2 separate regions of the Homo sapiens genome follow, and region 2 is linked to region 1. Evidence: chromatin loops called from intact Hi-C (ENCODE). Cell type or tissue: breast epithelium. All regions are shown on one strand. Each heading gives the region's core, and the rest is flanking DNA. Links, peaks and the distances in the headings are about the cores only. Region 1 overlaps TUFT1 (tuftelin 1). Region 2 has its middle 20 kb from the start of RIIAD1.

The links. Peaks named below come from ENCODE experiments on the same cell type or tissue, not always from the same donor. Only the 100,000 strongest peaks of a DNase experiment are listed, where the experiment ranks them.
Region 2: it touches region 1 in a loop (15-fold over the local background); 89 of 110 quality-filtered maps call a loop at or near these places.

Annotation. Positions count from the first base shown.
Region 1 is chr1:151,580,519-151,589,140 of GRCh38, forward strand. TUFT1 (tuftelin 1) reads left to right here. Exons shown (of 13, transcript NM_020127.3): 12 at 424-524; 13 at 1,126-3,065. The coding sequence ends at 1,189. Among named protein-coding and RNA genes, the nearest start is that of SNX27, 27 kb to the right of the region's middle. In breast epithelium, for the core only: no CTCF peak of the experiment used is centred there; a DNase peak (open chromatin) is centred at 5,274; H3K27ac peaks cover 1,528 bases.
Region 2 is chr1:151,737,004-151,745,625 of GRCh38, forward strand. No RefSeq gene overlaps it. Among named protein-coding and RNA genes, the nearest start is that of RIIAD1, 20 kb to the left of the region's middle. In breast epithelium, for the core only: a CTCF peak has its summit at 3,164; a DNase peak (open chromatin) is centred at 3,168; H3K4me3 peaks cover 251 bases; H3K27ac peaks cover 1,191 bases.

The DNA of each region.
Region 1 (8,622 bases), core at 2,428-7,427:
CAGATGTGGTGGCATGCATCTGTAGTCCAGTTACTTGGGAGACTTAAAGGAGAGGATCACTTGAACCCAGGAGGTCGAGGCTGCAGTGAGCTATAATCACGCCACTGCACTCCAGCCTGGGCAACAGAGTGAGACCCTATCTCAAAAAAAAAAAAAAAAAAAAAAGAACTGTATGTAGAGGACATATAGGAAACCATCAGTCTGTCAGTGTTGTACAGAGTTATGGAGGAGCAGGTATTGGAGGATAAGCGCAATCTATGGTAATGAAGATGAGGCAAGTGGGTATCCAGGTGGTGGCACGCATGGTGGGGGTAGAGGCAACAGCAGCATAAACACAGGCAGAGAGACCAGAATGCACTAGCTGAACGTGGCACCCGGGAAGCCAGAAAAAGGCCAACTCTAACCCCTAAGCTTGTGTTACAGAATTTAGAGATGCATGACCGGATGGAACACCTGATAGAAAAACAAATCAGTCATGGCAACTTCAGCACCCAGGCCCGGGCCAAGACAGAGAACCCGGGCAGGTGAGTGAGCGTGTGTAGATAGAATGGGGCCAGGGAGGAGGGGAGAAGGAGGGACAGAGCTCTGTAGAACCTTTAGTGCTAAGGCAAGAACAAGGCTCCTTTAAATCCAACTTTCCTCCCTCAGTCTGACCCACTGTTTGCCGGAACCATTTTCTAGCCCAATTAGAGTAGAACCTGTTAACACAAGCCCAGGGAGGTCCATGAATGGCTTCTAGAGATGTATGAACCACCTGAAATGGTAGGAAAAATTTAGTTATAATGTTTGCATATTTCTAGGGAGAGGGTATTTTGCCTCTAAGAGATTCAGAAAAGGACCCATGATCTTGACAAAATCGAGAATCACAGCTATATCCACTTCTCAGTTGTTTAACTGCCCCTCTCTTTTCTTCACCCTTGCTACAAGACACATGTATCATGCCCCAAATCTTCCCCTAGTTGTCACTGATAATTACTGTTTTAAAGCACTTGGAACCCAAGTGATCAGCCAGCACTGCAGTGTAAGATTCCAGAGGCCAATGTGAAGATTCCAGGGGCTCTGTGAAGGGTGGGCCACAACACAGCTGTTCCCAGCACAACTCAGTGTTTCCAACCTTCTTTTCAGTATTAGGATATCCAAGCCGCCTAGCCCGAAGCCCATGCCTGTCATCCGAGTGGTGGAAACCTGAGCTGCCTGGAGATGGTTGCTGCCATTGCTGCTGCCTCTGCCTCGGAGAAGCCCACTGCCCCTGTTGGCTGTTAACACTGCCTTTGACTTCCTGACTGTCCCCTGGCTGCACCCAGGACTTCGGGCTCCTGTGTCTCACCATTCCCAAGCCCCTGGCCACTCTAAGCTGGGCAGACGGAGCACGAGCACCTATTCAAGGCACTGCAGCCCTTTGGAAGACATTGTCCTGCAAGCAGGAGCCAGGGCAATATCTATATTCCTACAGTGACTATTTTTCTCTGTAGAGAGCCTCCCTTCTGTTGTAGACTGGACTCTGGCTGTGCCATAAGCCAGGCCTTCATCAGATTGGGAGAGGTGACAAGATTTGCCTCAGCCCTAAAAGCTGGAGACACAGATGTCCAGAGTGATTGGAGAATGTCCTGGGGGAATGAAGTTCCTTCCACAAACACAGCTCAGTTCTTAGCAACAAACTGTTTGTTTTTCTACTTGCTCCATCTGCAGCCTACGCTGCCCTGGCCTCCTGCAGACAGATAGTGGGGTTACCTGGCAAGGCCTGGTGAGAGCCAGTGAACCTAAGCTTTGACTGGGTGGCCTTGTCTTTCTGGGGAGGAGGGAATGTACATTCAGGGAGTAGCCTTTTGCGGAAAAATTCTCTAGGGCTACAGACAGTCATGTGTGACTTCTCTCTGCTGTGAAAACTCCCAGAGTCTCTTTAGGGATTTTCCCTAAGGTGTACCACCAGGCACACCTCAGTCTTCTTGACCCAGAGCCTGAAAACTGTTTTCACTGGGTTCCACCAGTCCCAGCAAAATCCTCTTTGTATTTATTTTGCTAAGTTATTGGTGGTTTTGCTTACATCTCATGATTGATATAATACCAAAGTTCTATAGCCTTCTCTTGCAGTATTTGGATTTGCTTGAAACCGGGAAAACTGTTCCCATTAGGCTTGTTAATGTCAGAGTGACACTATTATGAATCTTTCTCTCCCTTTCCTCTGCCTGTTTCTTCTCTCTTTCTCCTTCAAACTTGCTCTGCAGCTAAGGAAGGTGAGTCTACTTTCCCTGAGGCTTTGGGGTCAGAGTATATGTTGTTTGGAGAAAGAGGGCAATCAGGACTCTTCTGGGACCCAGATGAGTTCTTCACTAGCCCTTCTGAACCCCTTGCTCCATAATTGGTCTTTTATCCTGGCTCTGAATGACCCTGCAGGTCATCATGGTTTTCTTTTTTTATTGTTTTTTTTTTTTTCTGAGACAGAGTCTCACTCTGTCACCCAGGCTGGAGTGCAGTGGCGCGATCTCAGCTCACTGCAACCTCTGCCTCCCGGATTTAAGCGATTCTTCTGCCTCAGCCTCCCGAGTAGCTGGGACTACAGGTGTGCCACCACGCCTGGCTGATTTTTGTATTTTTAGTAGAGATGGGGTTTCACCATACTGGCTAGGCTGGTCTCGAATTCCTGACCTCAGGTGATCCACCCACCTCGGCTTCCCAAAGTGCTAGGATTATAGGCTTGAGCTACTGCGCCCGGCCCATGGTGTTTTTCTTTAGGGCTCTTCCTACAACCTTGAGAAGTAGATAGGCATCAGAGTATGGTACTATAGGAATCAGAAAAATTCAAAACAAATGTGGATTAAGTGTTTAGGCTCTATGTGGCTCACGCAGCCAGAATCCTTAAGTCTGTGTGTTTCTGTGTCTCAAGACTGGGCTCACATTCTGGCTTTGTCCATAACAATGCTCTGGGATTTCAGGGAGTTCCCTCATTTGTAAAATGAGGGGGTCAGAGCAGGTGATATCCATGTTTCTTCCCTTTCTGATATTGTTGTCTGTGGCATATTCTTTGTATGGCGAATTTAATAAATTATATTAATGTGTCTCTTTGACCTCCTGGTCTGGTTTCCTTTCACTTTTCAGGGAGGATGAAAGAAGAACATTTTAGTGCTTCTTGGAAGATGGGCACCCTGTTATCCACATGTGGGAGGTGTGGTCCAAACATCCCAAATGCCATGATATGAGGACTTTGTGGCATTTATAGAGGTATTAGAAGAAGCTCACCTCCGTGCTCTGAGTCGTGATTGTAGGAGGCAGCCCCTAACTTTAGCTTTGACCCTCTCTGGAGCAATGGCCTTGTAGGATCCCTAAGCCTGGCCGCATTGTGTCTCATTTGGAAGAGATAGAGGTAGAGTCCTGTGATTACATAGAGATAGAACAGCAGCACTGGAGGTAGATGAGTAACTGCATGCCTTCTGCAGAAATGAAAAGCACTCTGGAAATGCTGACTGCAGCTGTTCAAGGGGGTTCGTTTCTGGCTGTCTCTGGGCATCATTCAATTAGTCTCATGATTTTTTTTTTCCTTTCTGCCAAGAAGGCAGTTGACTGCAGGGCCAAATGGGGACATAGCTGAATTTACATGAATCTTCTCTGGGCCAAAGAAACCAGAAACACAACAACCCCTCATCCCTGGCTTGTTTCCTTTCTAGCTCCCATTTCTCTTCTTCAATTGAAAGAGTGTACATTTTTCTCTGATTTCTTCCCCCTTCTCCTGCTTCTCAGCCAATTCACACCACAGGCTTCAAACACATTGGAAACCTCTTTCCTTTGCAGACCCGGATTTGTCTTCTGACACCCGTGGCTCTCTTCTTTCTCTGGCAGTCTTGTTTGGCATGGCTAGATCTAGACTGTACTTGCTCTTAGAATATTAACAGGGTGGAAGCAGGGCGGGGTTGACCAAGGTGCCAAGAAGACTCACAGGGCTGGAGGAATACTGGAGTGAGTGTGCTGCCATACATGAAAGGGAGGCTCCCGCCGGGCCTCCTGTGCTCAGTGGGAGGAACCAAGATTTGGGTTGCAGATAATGGAGCAGTCTGGAGGCATTCCAGAGACTCGAACCAGGGGTCTAAGAGAGTCCTTGGACAAAAACATGCCACTGGTGTATATTTCCTAGAGTTTAGTTATGCCACAACCAAAGAGAGTAGGGGCATGACACAGGGGAGCGGGGGGCACAGGTTTGGAAAGGGAATGTAGTCAGGGAAATACAGTTTGTATCTTGGTGATCTTGTCAATTAGAGACGGAGAATGGGGAACTGGAGGAGAATGAGATGGTGTTCAGGGCCTAAAGAAAAGGTGTGGCGAGTAAGGCTCTTGGCTTTAGTGGCCTGTTTATTGCCTATGTTTTGTCATTTTTAAGCCAACTCCTCTGTGCTGCCTTAATATTTTGTGGAGGGAGGATAGAGTCTGATTCCCTGGGACCTCTGCCATGAAGGCCTGTTTCTTTGAGCTGGGTGTTGAGAGCTGCTCAGACATGCAGCCGTCATCAACAGCGTCCTGTAAACCTGGAGCGTCAGCCCAGCACGGGAAAAGAAGCAGCAGCACCCTGCCTGCCGAACAACTGCCCCATCTTCCCCATCTTCGTCTGTTCTTTCCCCTGCACAGAAAAAAGCCTGGCAGTGACACAGTATTTCAACCAAATGGTGCATTGGAACCTTTTTCAAACTAAATTTCTAAGGCCAAGAATTGATTGGCTCATTTTCATCTCTATTTAAACGTACCTTTTGCTATGATATGTCCCACTAGGAAGTGTTTCCACTTTGGAAAGGAAAGGTGCTCTGACATGGCAGGAGTTAAAGCAACTTAATTAGGCTGGGCGCAGTGGCTCACGCCTGGTATCCCAGCACTTTGGGAGGCTGAGGTGGGCGGATCACTTGAGGCCAGGAGTTTTGAGACCAGCCTGGCCAACACAGTGAAACCCCGTCTCTACCAAAAAATAAAAAAATTAGCCAGGTGTGGTGTCGGGTGCCTGTAGTCCCATCTACTCAGAAGGCTGAGGCAGGAGAATCTCTTAAACCCCAGAGGCGTAGGTTGCAGTGAGCAGAGATCGCCCACTGCACTCCAGCCTGGGCGACAGAGCAAGACTCCGTCACACACACACACACAAAAGAAAAGCAACTTAATTTGAGGAGGGTAACAGCCTTTGGGTTGGAAAAGCAAGCAGCTTTCCCTCTTTAACCAGCTTTTTAGTGTGTGTTGCTGTTTTCTGCAGGGCCTCTAATAATCCCCTGGCTTCCTCATTCCTGAGAGCCAAGCATCACTGCGCTTGGGCCTGAGCTCCTTCAGGCTATGACTCAACAACAGGTGTTAGCCTAGGGCCCTTGGCCTCTTTTTTCATATTTCAGTTTAAGACTTTAGCTTTGCAAGGAGAAATTGTTTCCTGTCTTCCCTGTCCAAGTTCTAAGCAGGATGGCCTTGAAACTCCAAAGTTGGAGACCTAAATATTCTCTATTCCCTCTTTCTCCAAGGAAAATCCATACCCAGGCTGAAGATAAAGATGTTTCTTAAAGGTAATTTCTAGCACAGCATGCTCTGTAGCAGTGAGACCTACTTTAAACACAAAATGTGTGTGGCCTTTCTGCTGGAATTTCTCTTCTCCTGGAGCCCCCTGAGACACAGAATTGAGGGTAGATAGTAGCAGGATAATTAATTTCCTAAAAGGTGTTGGTCGCCAAGTCTTAGACCACAGGACCTCAGACAGCTGAGGGAAAGGAAGTCATGAGTACTCGTGACTTAATCTATCAATTCAGTGCTGATTACACACCCAGCCCTTCCTCCCACTAGGATTCCAGGCCCAAACTTGTATATGTCTGCAGGAATTTTATCCTCCTATGTATGTTTTGTTTTTATTTTATTTATTTTTTTGAGACAGAGTCTCACTCTGTCACCCAGGCTAGAGTGCAGTGGCATGATCTTGGCTCACTGCAACCTCTGCTATCCAGGTTCAACCAATTCTCCTGCCTCAGCCTCCCAAGTAGCCAGGACTACAGGTGTGTGCCACAATGCCTGGCTGATTTTTGTATTTTTAGTAGAAACACGGTTTCACCCTGTTGGCCAGACTGGCCTTGAACTCCTGGCCTCAGGTGAGCTGCCCTCCTCGGCCTCCCAAAGCGCTGGGATTACAGGTGTGAGCCATGACGCCCGGCCCTGTGTCTGTTTTATATCTGTCCATATGTGCTTGTGTGTGAACTGGCCTGCTATGTACAATATATTTCTTACTGTGGGAACAAATCTGAAGAACACTGGCTTAGAGGACAGACCTCTGTCCTTGGCTGTATTGTAATCTCAGGATCGAGGTCCAAAATGGACTTCCTTCCAAACTGCTCCCTGTCCCTTTATCCCTTATATCCAGTTTGTCAACAGGTCCTCACGTTTCCTCTGTTGAAATATCTCTCAGGGGCTGGGCGTGGTGGCTCATGCCTGTAATCCCAGCACTTTGGGAGGCCAAGGCGGGCAGATCACCTAAGGTCAGGAGTTCAAGACCAGCCTGACCAACACAGCGAAACCCCATCTCTACTAAAAATACAAAAATTAACTGGGTGTGATGGCGCACGCCTGTAATCCCAGCTACTTTGGAGGCTGAAGTAGGACAATCGCTTGAACCCAGGAGTGAGCTGAGATTGCGCCATTGCATTCCAGCCTGGGAGACAGAGCGAGACTCTGCTAAAAAAAAAAAAAAAAAAAAAAAAAAGAATATATTTCAGAAGTGTGCCTTCCCATGTTGACAGTCTCAACTCATCTCTTGAAGCCTAGATGACCACTGAAGCCAGTCCTTGCTGATCTCTACCTCTAGCCTCTTACCTGCCCCACATCTACCCTCCCCACCACTGTCATTTGAATCTTCCTGGAATGCAGTGTTCTTTCTGTCAGTCAGGGCTATTTAGCCAGGACAAAAGGAGGATGATAGCAGTTTCCAAAAAGATGAAGGTTGGTCTCTTGGGAGGAGCAGCAGCAGTTTTGCTCCAGAGGGCAGAATCTGGATGGTGTGGGGTGGTTGCAGGGAGATAGCCAAGAAACAAAAGAATCCATTGACAATTCGAGGAGGGTGGGCTGTCTTGGCAAGTAGCAAGTTTTCCTACACACACCAGCAGTATCTCAATTAGAAAACAACATAAAATATAACAAGAGATAGAAAATACCTAGGCATAAGCTTCATTTGAAATGTCAATGACCTATGTGAAGAAAATGACCACATTTTGTGGAGAAAGATGGGAAAACAATGAAGAAAAATTTTCCTGGATGGAAAATTAAAATTGTAAAGATGTCAATTCTTTATTTTTAGGCTTTGTGTAATTACAGTGAGTTACATTGTAATTCAATAGAGTCTTTTTAGAACTGGATATAATTATTTTAAAATTTCATCTGGAAGAATAAATGGGAAAATGGTAAAGAAAATTTGGAAGGCAGAGCTAATTTGGGAGGATTATTAGCCTTGGCAAATAGCAAAACATTATATAGCTTATACATCAATTTAAGAGACTAGCTAGGCAGAAATAGACTCAATTATACAGTATAAGCATTTAAAAAGGATAAAAGCAGCATTGCAACTTAACGGGGAAAAAGGTATTTGAACAGTTGGTTAAAAATTTGGGAAAAGGCTGGGCGCGGTGGCTCATGCCTGTAATCCCAGCACCCTGGGAGGCCGAGGAGGGTGGATCGCCTGAGGTCAGTTCAAGACTAGCCTGGCCAACATGGCAAAACCCTGTCTCTACTAAAAATACAAAAATCAGCCAGGCATGGTGGTGCACACCTGTAATTCCAGCTACTCAGGAGGCTGAGGCAGGAGAATTGCTCCAACCCAGAAGGCAGACGTGGCAGTGAGCCAAGTTCGTGACACTGCACTCCATCCTGGGCAACAGAGTGAGACTCCATCTCAAAATAATAAGAATAATAATTGGGAAAAAGAAACTAAACAGCATACCTAAATTCTATATAAATTAATTAAATATTACAAATTGTAGAAAAACTACAAGAAAATAAAATTGAATATCAAATCCAAAAGGAAATACATTTAGAATGTTAGTATTGAAGGTCATGAAGGAACATATTTTTAGTTCATAAAAATGTAAAATTTCTGAATTAAACTAAAGGCCCAAAGAATGAAGAATTATTAGTGACAAATGTGGTGAACAGGCAACATTTTTATTGATCAGCTCAAACAAATTGATACAATTACTAAGATTTTACTAGATCAGTGGTCAGGAAAAGAATAGTTCATCAAAAAATTCATATTCTGGCCAGGCGTGGTGGCTCACGCCTGTAATCTCAGCACTTTGGGAGGCCAAGGTGGGTGGATCACCTGAGGTCAGGAGTTCGAGGCCATCCTGGCCAACATGATGAAACCCTGTCTCTACTAAAAATACAAAAATCAGCTGGACGTGGTGGTGCGTGCCTGTAGTCCCAGCTACTCAGGAGGCTGAGGCAGGAGGATCGCTTGAACCCAGGAGGCAGAGGTTGCAGCGAGCTGAGATTGTGGCACTGCACTCCAGCCTGGGTGACCGAGCGAGACTCCATCTCAAAAATAAGTAAATAAATTCGTATTATTTTTAATGCACATATTTATTAAGCTCCTGCTCTCTACAGGCCACCGTGTCTTTGACCAAGGATTCAGGT
Region 2 (8,622 bases), core at 1,211-6,210, 160 kb after region 1:
GGCATTGTGCCCCTGCCCTAAGGGATCTGTGGAACTTTGAACTTGAGAGTGATGATTTAGGGTATCTGGTGGAAGAAATTTCTAAGCCACAAAGCATTCAAGATATGGACTGGCTGTTTCTAACAACCTATCTCATATGCATGAGCAAAGAAATGATGTAAAACTGGAACTTACATTTAAAGGGGAAGTAGAGCATAAAAGTTTTTGAAAAATTTGCAGCCCAGCCATGTGGTAGAATAGAAAAGCCCATTTTCAGGGGAGAAATTCCAAGCAGGCCACAGAAATTTGCATAAGTAAAAAGGAACCAAGTGCTAATATCCAAGACAATCGGGAAAATGCCTTGAAGGCATTTCAGAGACCTCCACATGCAGTCCCTCCCATCATACACCCGGAGCCCTAGGAGAGAAGAATGGTTTCAGGGGCCAGGCCCAGGGTCCTGCTGCCCTGCGTAGCCTTGGGACACTACTCCTCATGTCCTAGCTACTCCAGTTTCAGCCATGGCTCAAAGGGGCCAAGGTACTGCTTGGGCCACTGCTTCAGAGGATGCAAACCCTAGGCTTTGGTGGCTTTCATGTAGTGTTAAGCCTGTGGGTGCACAGAGTGCAAGAGCTGAGACTTGAGAACCTCTGCCTAGATTTCAGAGGATGTATGGAAAAGTCTGGATGTCCAGGCAGAACCCTGCTGGTAAGGGTGGAGCCCTCACAGAGAACCTCTAGTAGGGCAGTGCAGAGAGGAAATGTGGAGTTGGAGCTCCCTGACACAGTCCCCACTGGGGCACTGCCTAGTGGAGCTATAAGAAGAGGGCTACCACCTTCCAGACCCTGAAATGTTTGAGCCACTGACAGCTTGCACCCTCAACCTCAAAAAGTTCCAGTCACTCAATGCCAGCCCATGAGAGCAACTATAGGGGCTGAACCCTGCAAAGCCTTAGGGGCAGAGCTGCTCAAGGCTTTGGGAGCCCACTTCTTGCATCAGTGTGCCCTGAATGTGAGACATGGAGTCAAAGGAGATGATTTTGGAGTTTTAAGATTGAATAACTGCCCTGCCCGGTTTCAGACTTGTGTGGGGCCTGCAGCCCCTTTCTTTTGACCAATTTCTCCCTTTTCAAACAGGAATATTTACCAAATGCCTGTACTTTCATTGTATCTTGGAAGTAACCAATCTGTTTTTGATTTTACACGCTCATAGGTCGAAGGGACTAGCTTTGTCTCAGATAGACTTTGGACTTTTGACTAATGCTGAAAGGAGTTAAGACTTTGAGGGACTGTTGGGAAGGCATGATTGTATTTTGCAACATGAGAAGGACATGAAATTGGGAAGGGTCCAGGGGTGGAATGATATTTTTGGATCTGTGTCCCCACTCAAATATCATGTTAAATTGTAATCCCCAGTGTTGGAGGTGGGCCAGGTGGGAGGTAATTGGATCACGGGGGAGGGTTTCTCATGAATGGTTTAGCACCATCCCCTTGGTGCCTTTCTTGTGATAGTGAGTTCTTGTGAGAGCTGGTTGTTTAAAAGTGTGTAGCACCTCTCCCCACCCTTGATCCTGTTTCTGCCATGTAAGATGCTCTCCCCAACTTTGCCTTCTGCCATGATTAGAAGCTTCCTGTGGCCCCCCCTGGAAGCACATACTGCCATGCTTCCTGTACAGCCTGTGGAACTGTGAGCCAATTAAATCTGTTTTCTTTATAAATTGCCCAGTCTCAGGTATTTCTTTATAGCAATGTGAGAACAGACTAATACAATAGCTATAGCTGCGTTAGGCCAATTTTTTTTTTTTTTTTTTTGAGATGGAATCTCACTCTGTTGCCAGGCTGGAGTGCAGTGGTGTGATCTCAGCTCACTGCAACCTCCGACTCCCTGTTTCAAGCGATTCTCCTGCCTCAGCCTCCTGAGTAGCTGGGATTACAGGCACACACCACCATGCCCAGCTGATTTTTTTATTTGTAGTAGAGACGGGGTTTAACCATGTTGGCCAGGATGGCCTCGATCTCCTGACCTCGTGATCCACCTGCCTCAGCCTCCCAAAGTGCTGGGATTACAGGCGTGAGCCACCACACCTAGCCAGGACTAATCTTGAATAAAATCCAAACACAATGTCTGTTTGGCTTTGAAATACAACACTGTATGATTTCTTTTCCTCTGCGATGCCCCTTCAATGGCAAAGTAACATGGTAATGTAACCTTGTGAAATTCCACAACCAAACCAACTAGGAAGAAAGAGTAGCCGTTTAGAGCTGTAAGAAATATCTAAAAAATACTTATCTAGGTGAGAAGTATCAAAAAATATATCTCAATTCTCATATTTAAAGGTACTATAGGCCAGGCACGGTGGCTCATGTCTATAATCCCAGCACTTTGGGAGGCCAAGATGGGTGGATCACCTGAGGTTGGGAGTTTGAGACCAGCCTGACCAACATGGTGAAACCCCGTCTCTATTAAAAATACAAAAAATTAGCCGGCTGTGGTGGTGCATGCCTGTAATCCCAGCTACTCAGGGGGCTGAGGCAGGAGAATCGCTTGAACCCAGGAGGTGGAGGTTGCAGTGAGCCAAGATTGCACCATAGCAGCCCAGCCTGGGCAACAAGAGTGAAACTCTGTCTCAAAAAAAAAAAAAAAAGAAAGAAAAAGAAAAGAAAAAAAGGTACTATAGTGGATACTGTTGTGCCACCCAGATACCCACCCCCATCAGGACTGAAGCACTCATCCTTGTCCTCCCCCCAGCACTTCTGGGAATTTTGGGTGACTGACAGTTCCTGGTTGCACCAGCATTTCCAAGAATTTGGGTGACTGACAGTTCCCAGCTGGGCTTCCTCCAGGAGTTACCCTTAAGTGAAAATTCATTCAAGATTATGCCCCCTCCTAAGACAGTCTGCATCTACTGGTCAATGTGGAAGTATATTCCCCTGCATGATTCTGATTTCCTTGTCTCAGTGGGGGACAACTCTGCAGGGCCACAACAGTTCCTGAGTTCCTGCTGTCCAGTTCTAAGGCCTTCACTTTCTCCCAGTGTTGTTGATCCTGAGAGCACGACTCAATGAACTGCTTTTACTCAAATCTCCATCTGAGAGTATATTTCCCGAGGAACCCAGCCTGACAGTCAGTGCCAAGAGTGCTGAGGAAGCAGATTCTAAAATGAGATTCTAAACTGGAAATACCTGTTGGCCGCTGGCAGGGAGGGCCACTGGCAGTAGGTGGAGCATGGAGATTCCCCAGCAAGGTATCAGTGCAACTGTCAAAGCTTTCACTAGTGCTGAACTGGGATGGGATCCTGGGGGAAAGCAATGCTTAGTGGGGGAAATATATCAGGTCTGATAAATATATCAGGTTTTATAAAGACAATGGAATTGGATGGCTAGCTGGAGGCAATCAATGCATTGGACAAAGGCAATGAAAGGTTGAGGGTGATTGATCACCAAATAAAGGCTAAGAGTGAAAGCCCAAGGCCCTCCTTAGCAATTTAAAAGACATTTTTTATCTTTTGTATCTAGAGGCCCCCCAAAATTGAGAATAAGGTCCAATATTTAATTGTAACAGTAGCAGGGCTCCAAAGAAGGTTGAATTCTTAACACTGGCAAGAAGGAGTGAGACCCTGAGACATAGGAGTGGGGGCAGCTGGGTTAATGCTTTAAAAAATCTTGAATTTTTAAATTCTCCATCTTTTGGGCCTGCAAAAGTGCCCACTTGTTCCTGGTAAAGGCTATCACTACTTCCTTGCTTAAGGATGATAGAGAAGCCTCTGGCTTGCAAGACCACACAGGTTCCCTTCAAAACCTACCCCACCTCCTCTCCTGATCTGCAAACCAATAACTAGGATTAAGTACTTTTAGAACTCAGCTAAGATTCCCCTAAGAGAAAAAATGCACCATGCCCTGGAGGTTCAAGAGGACCTAACTAGCAAATACAGGTTGGAGATGTATGGGACTGGATTCTGAGGGTGTTGGATCAAGGAGGGTGGGACATAAAGTTTGATAAGGGAGAGTGTATGGATATGGGAGCCCATTCTTTTTTTTTTTTTTAAGACAGAGTGTCACTCTTGTTGCCCAGGCTGGAGTGCAGTGGTGTGATCTCAGCTCACTGAAAACTCCACCTTCCGGTTTCAAGCGATTCTCCTGCTTCAACCTCCTGAGTAGCTGGGATTACAGGCACATGCCTGCCATCATGCCCGGCTAATTTTTGTATTTTTAGTAAAGATGGGGTTTCACCGTGTTGGCCAGGCTGGTCTCAAACTCCTGACCTTGCGATCCGCCCCGCCTCAGCCTCCCAAAGTGCTGGGATTACAGGCATGAGCCACTGCGCCTGGCCTATGGGAGCCCATTCTTAGGATATGGGATTTAGTACTCTGACAAAGACCCTAAGAGATGTTGCTAACATTCTGATAGTGTAACTGAGTACCCCATTTTCCAAGAGATAGTTTATTTTTTTCTCTCTTTTTCTCTTTTCTGCTTTTCCCCTATAACTGCATTTAGAAATGCAGTTATAGCCTTTTACCTCCTCTTCACCAGACACTCCCTACAGGGCAAGTTCATCTAACTGTGTGTTTAGAAGTCCCAGAGCAGAACTCTCACCCAAGCAGGAGGTTACCTGAAGAGACAACCTACAAGTCCATCTACAAGCCAATGTATGCCTGCTATGAGACTCTCTCACCTGGAGAGTTTTTGGCTGCTTTGGCAACCTAGTCCTGCCCATGAAGGTGCCAGTAGTCACCAGCTCGGCCACCCAGTAGACAAGGCACCAAAGCGAGTATGCAGGCACCCCAGCTGCCTGCTTCTTCCCCTGCATGCCATTCATGTCAGCATGCCAGGTCCCCTTTTAAAAGCACCTGTTTTCTGCTCCAAGAGTGAAGTGGTACCCTAAAAGCCGGAGGCTATACCTTCTTCCCCTAAGCTAGCTTTGGAATAAAAAGTCGCTTTCTTTATACCAGACCTTGCTTTTGTTAATTGGACTCTGTAAGCAGCAAGCAACTGAACCTGTTTTGGTTACAGTGGGATGGCTCTGGGAAGCTTGGAGAAAGTCATGGCCCACATTAAGTGAAGTAGGCGTGTGAGGAGTGCTGTGGCATATAGTGGAAGAGGTGTTAAATGGCTCAAAAGAGTGGGCCTGCTAGGCCGGGTGTGGTGGCTCATGCCTGTAATCCCAGCACTTTGGGAGGCTGAGGTAGGAGGACTGCTTGAGCCCAGGAGTTCAAGCACAGCCTGGGCAACATAATAAGACCCCATCTCTATTTAAAAAAGAAAGAGTGGGTATGCTAGAATTAATATGTAAAGTCAGAAAACTCACCAAATGCTTATGTTTCATCAGACATCCCAAAGAATATTCACTTTCTTTAAAAGGCTCAAAAGAGTGGGCATGCGAGGCTGGGCGTGGAAAGAATACTCAATTTCTTGAAGTGATGAAGAATGTGCTGGTAAGAGAAGCTCAGGGTTGGCTGTTCTCTGTAGGCCAGGGCTGACATAGGGTATACGGTCACAGAGCTGGGCTTACTAGTAGCAGAGGGACAATAGGATGCCAGAGTCAAAGTAGCAGAATTATTGTGCTGAGCAGAAAGGTTGGAGAGGTAGCCAGGGTCTGACCAGCAGAGAAATTTGGCGATCATTAATAGAGCATGGGTTCCTGGGGACAAGATAGATGGCACTCAACAAATACGTTGTTCAATGCATTAAAAAACAAACAACAACAACAACAACAAAAAGAAATTAAGGATGGATGATTAGGAGGTGGAGGGCAGCCACCCTGATAAAAAGTTACAATTCCTTACTGTTTCTGCACCCGCTCAGCTTAAAAAAAAATTCATCTTTACTGAGGTACAATTTACCTACATTAAAATTCACCCATTTTAAATATATACTTTAATGAGTTTTACAGATATGTACAGTTGTTCAGCCATTAACACAAGATATGCAACATTTCCATCATGCCCCCAAATTTCCTTGTGGACAGTGGTGCGCTGGATCCCACTTATGCCACCTTGGGAGATTCAGCTGTTAACTAGCCTTTCTTCTCTACTAAATGTTCGGTCATGTCACATCGGTAATTTGAAATTGGCAATGGAGGGGTATTTACACCATGGAAATCAGCAAATGCTACAAACCAGGCTCCCTCTCCACCAAGAGCCAGTTGTTAAACATTTCCCAGGACACCGCTGCTCATTACCCTCTGCAGTCAATTCCCATCCTCAGCTCTGGCCCCTAGCAACCACTGATAAATTGCCACTATAGTCTTGCTTTTTAAAGAATTTCACATAAATGGAATCATATAGCATGTAGTCTTTTGTGTTCAACTTCTTTCATTATACTTTTAGGTTTATCACTGTTGTACATATCATTTGTTCCTCTCTCTTGTTGGGTAGTATTCCACTGTTTTTGCAGCAGTTGATGGATGTTTGGATTGTTTTCATTTGGGGACTATCATGAATAAAACTCCAATGAACTTTCACATATCATTAGTAACTTTTCATTTCTCTTTGGTAAATATCTGGGAATAGGATTGCTGTGTTAAATGGTAAGTGCATGTTTTAACTTTGTAAGGAACTGCCAAACTCTTTTTCAAAGTTCCTACCTCATTCTGCATTCCTACCAGCAATGTATGACCAGTTTATCTGCATTTTTAGCAGGATTTGGTGCTGTTGCTATTTTTTATTTCAGCCATTCTGATAGGTGTGTAGTAACACATTGTAGTTTTAATTTACATTTCTCTGATAGCTAATCATGTTGAACATCTTTTCATATGCTTGAATATTCTTTTGGGTGAAATGTATATTCATGTTTTTTGCCCATTTTCTAAGTGGATTGTTTGTGGGGTTTTTTGTTTGTTTGTTTTGTTTTTTTGATAGGGGTTCACTCTGTTGCACAGGCTGGAGTACAGTGGCACGATCATAGCTCACTATAACGTGGAACTCCTGGGCTCAAGTGATCCTCTTGTCTCAGTCTCCTATGTAGCTGGGTCTACAGGTGTGCACGGCCACACCTGGCTAATTTTTAAATGTTTGGTAGAGATGGGGTCTCCTTATGTTATCCAGGCTGTTCTCCAACTCCTGGCTTCAAGTGATCCTCCTACCTTGGCCTCCCAAAGTGCTGGAATTACAGGCAGTTTTTTTGTTTTGTTTTGTTTTTACTGTTGAGTTTGAGGGTTTTTTTTTTTTTTTTTACTGGAATTACAGGCAGTTTTTTTGTTTTGTTTTGTTTTTACTGTTGAGTTTGAGGTTTTTTTTTTTTTTTAATATACTGAAGATACTGGTCCTTTGTTAGATATGTAATTTGCAAATATTTTCTCCCAGTACCTTGTCTTTTCACCCTCTTCACATGGGCTTTCCAAGGGCAAAAGTTTTTAATTTTGAGAGGTCCAAAATCTCAATTTTTTTTTCATGGATTGTGCTTTTGGTATCATGTCTAAGAACTCTTTGTCTAATCCTAGAATTTGAAAGTGTTCTTCTGTTTTAAAAATAAGTTTTATAGTTTTACAAGTTACATTTAAGTCTTTTGCCATTTTGAGCTAATTTTTATAGAAGGTATTAGACTTAGATCGAGTTTCATTTTTTGCCTATGGCTGTCCAGTTGCTCCAACATCATTTGTTGAAAAGGCTAGCTTTCCTCCAGCGAATTGATTTTTTTAAATTGAATTGAGGTAGTACCTTTTCATTGAATTGAGGTAGTACCTTTGTACTACCTCAGCACTATGTTGAATATAAAAACATTCAGACTTTCACCATTAAGTGTAATGTTAACTGTAAGCTTTTTACAGGTACTCTGTCAAGTTAAGGAAGTTTCTCTGTATTCTTATTTTTCTGAGAGTTGTTTTTTTCTTTAAATCACAAATGAGTGTTATTTTGTCAAATGAGTCTTCTGCATTACTTGATTTTATTTTGTGATTTTCTTCTTTAGAGTTTTAATAGGATGGATTACATTGATTGATTTTTTAATATTGAACCAGCCTTGCATCTTTGGAATGAGATGGGTATGGTGTGTAATGCTTTTTATACATTACTGAGATCTATTTACTGATACTTTGTTAATGCTTTTTGCATCTATACTCATGAGAGATATTGGTTTGTACTTATTTTATACTGTTTTGTCTTTTTCCCCCTCAGGGTAATACTGGCTTCATAAAATGAAGTAGGAAGTGTTCTTTCCTCCTCTATTTCTATTACGTAGAATTGGTGTTAATTCTTCTTTAGACATTTGGTAGAATTCTCTAGTGAAACTATCTGGGCCTGGAGATTTCCTTTCCTAGGGAGTGGGAGAAGTTTTACATTATGAATTTAATTTCCTTAATAGTTACAGAGCTATTTAAATTATATATTTTATATTGTGTTCATTGTGGTATTTGTGTTTTTTGATTTGGTCCATTTTGTCTAAGCTGTCAATTTACGTGTATAGATCCATGGTATTCCCTTATCCTTTTGATGTTTGTAGTGATATGTTGTTTCATTCCTGATATTGGTAATTTGTATCTTTTTGTTTTTCATCAGTTTTGCTAGTGGCCTGCCAATTTTAATAATTTTTTTCCAAAGAAACAGTTACTTGTTTTATTGATTTTGTTCATTGATTTTTAAAAAATAAATCTCATTGATTTCCTGTTCTTTTTGGTATCTTCATTATTCCTTGCTCATGCTTGGTTTGGGTT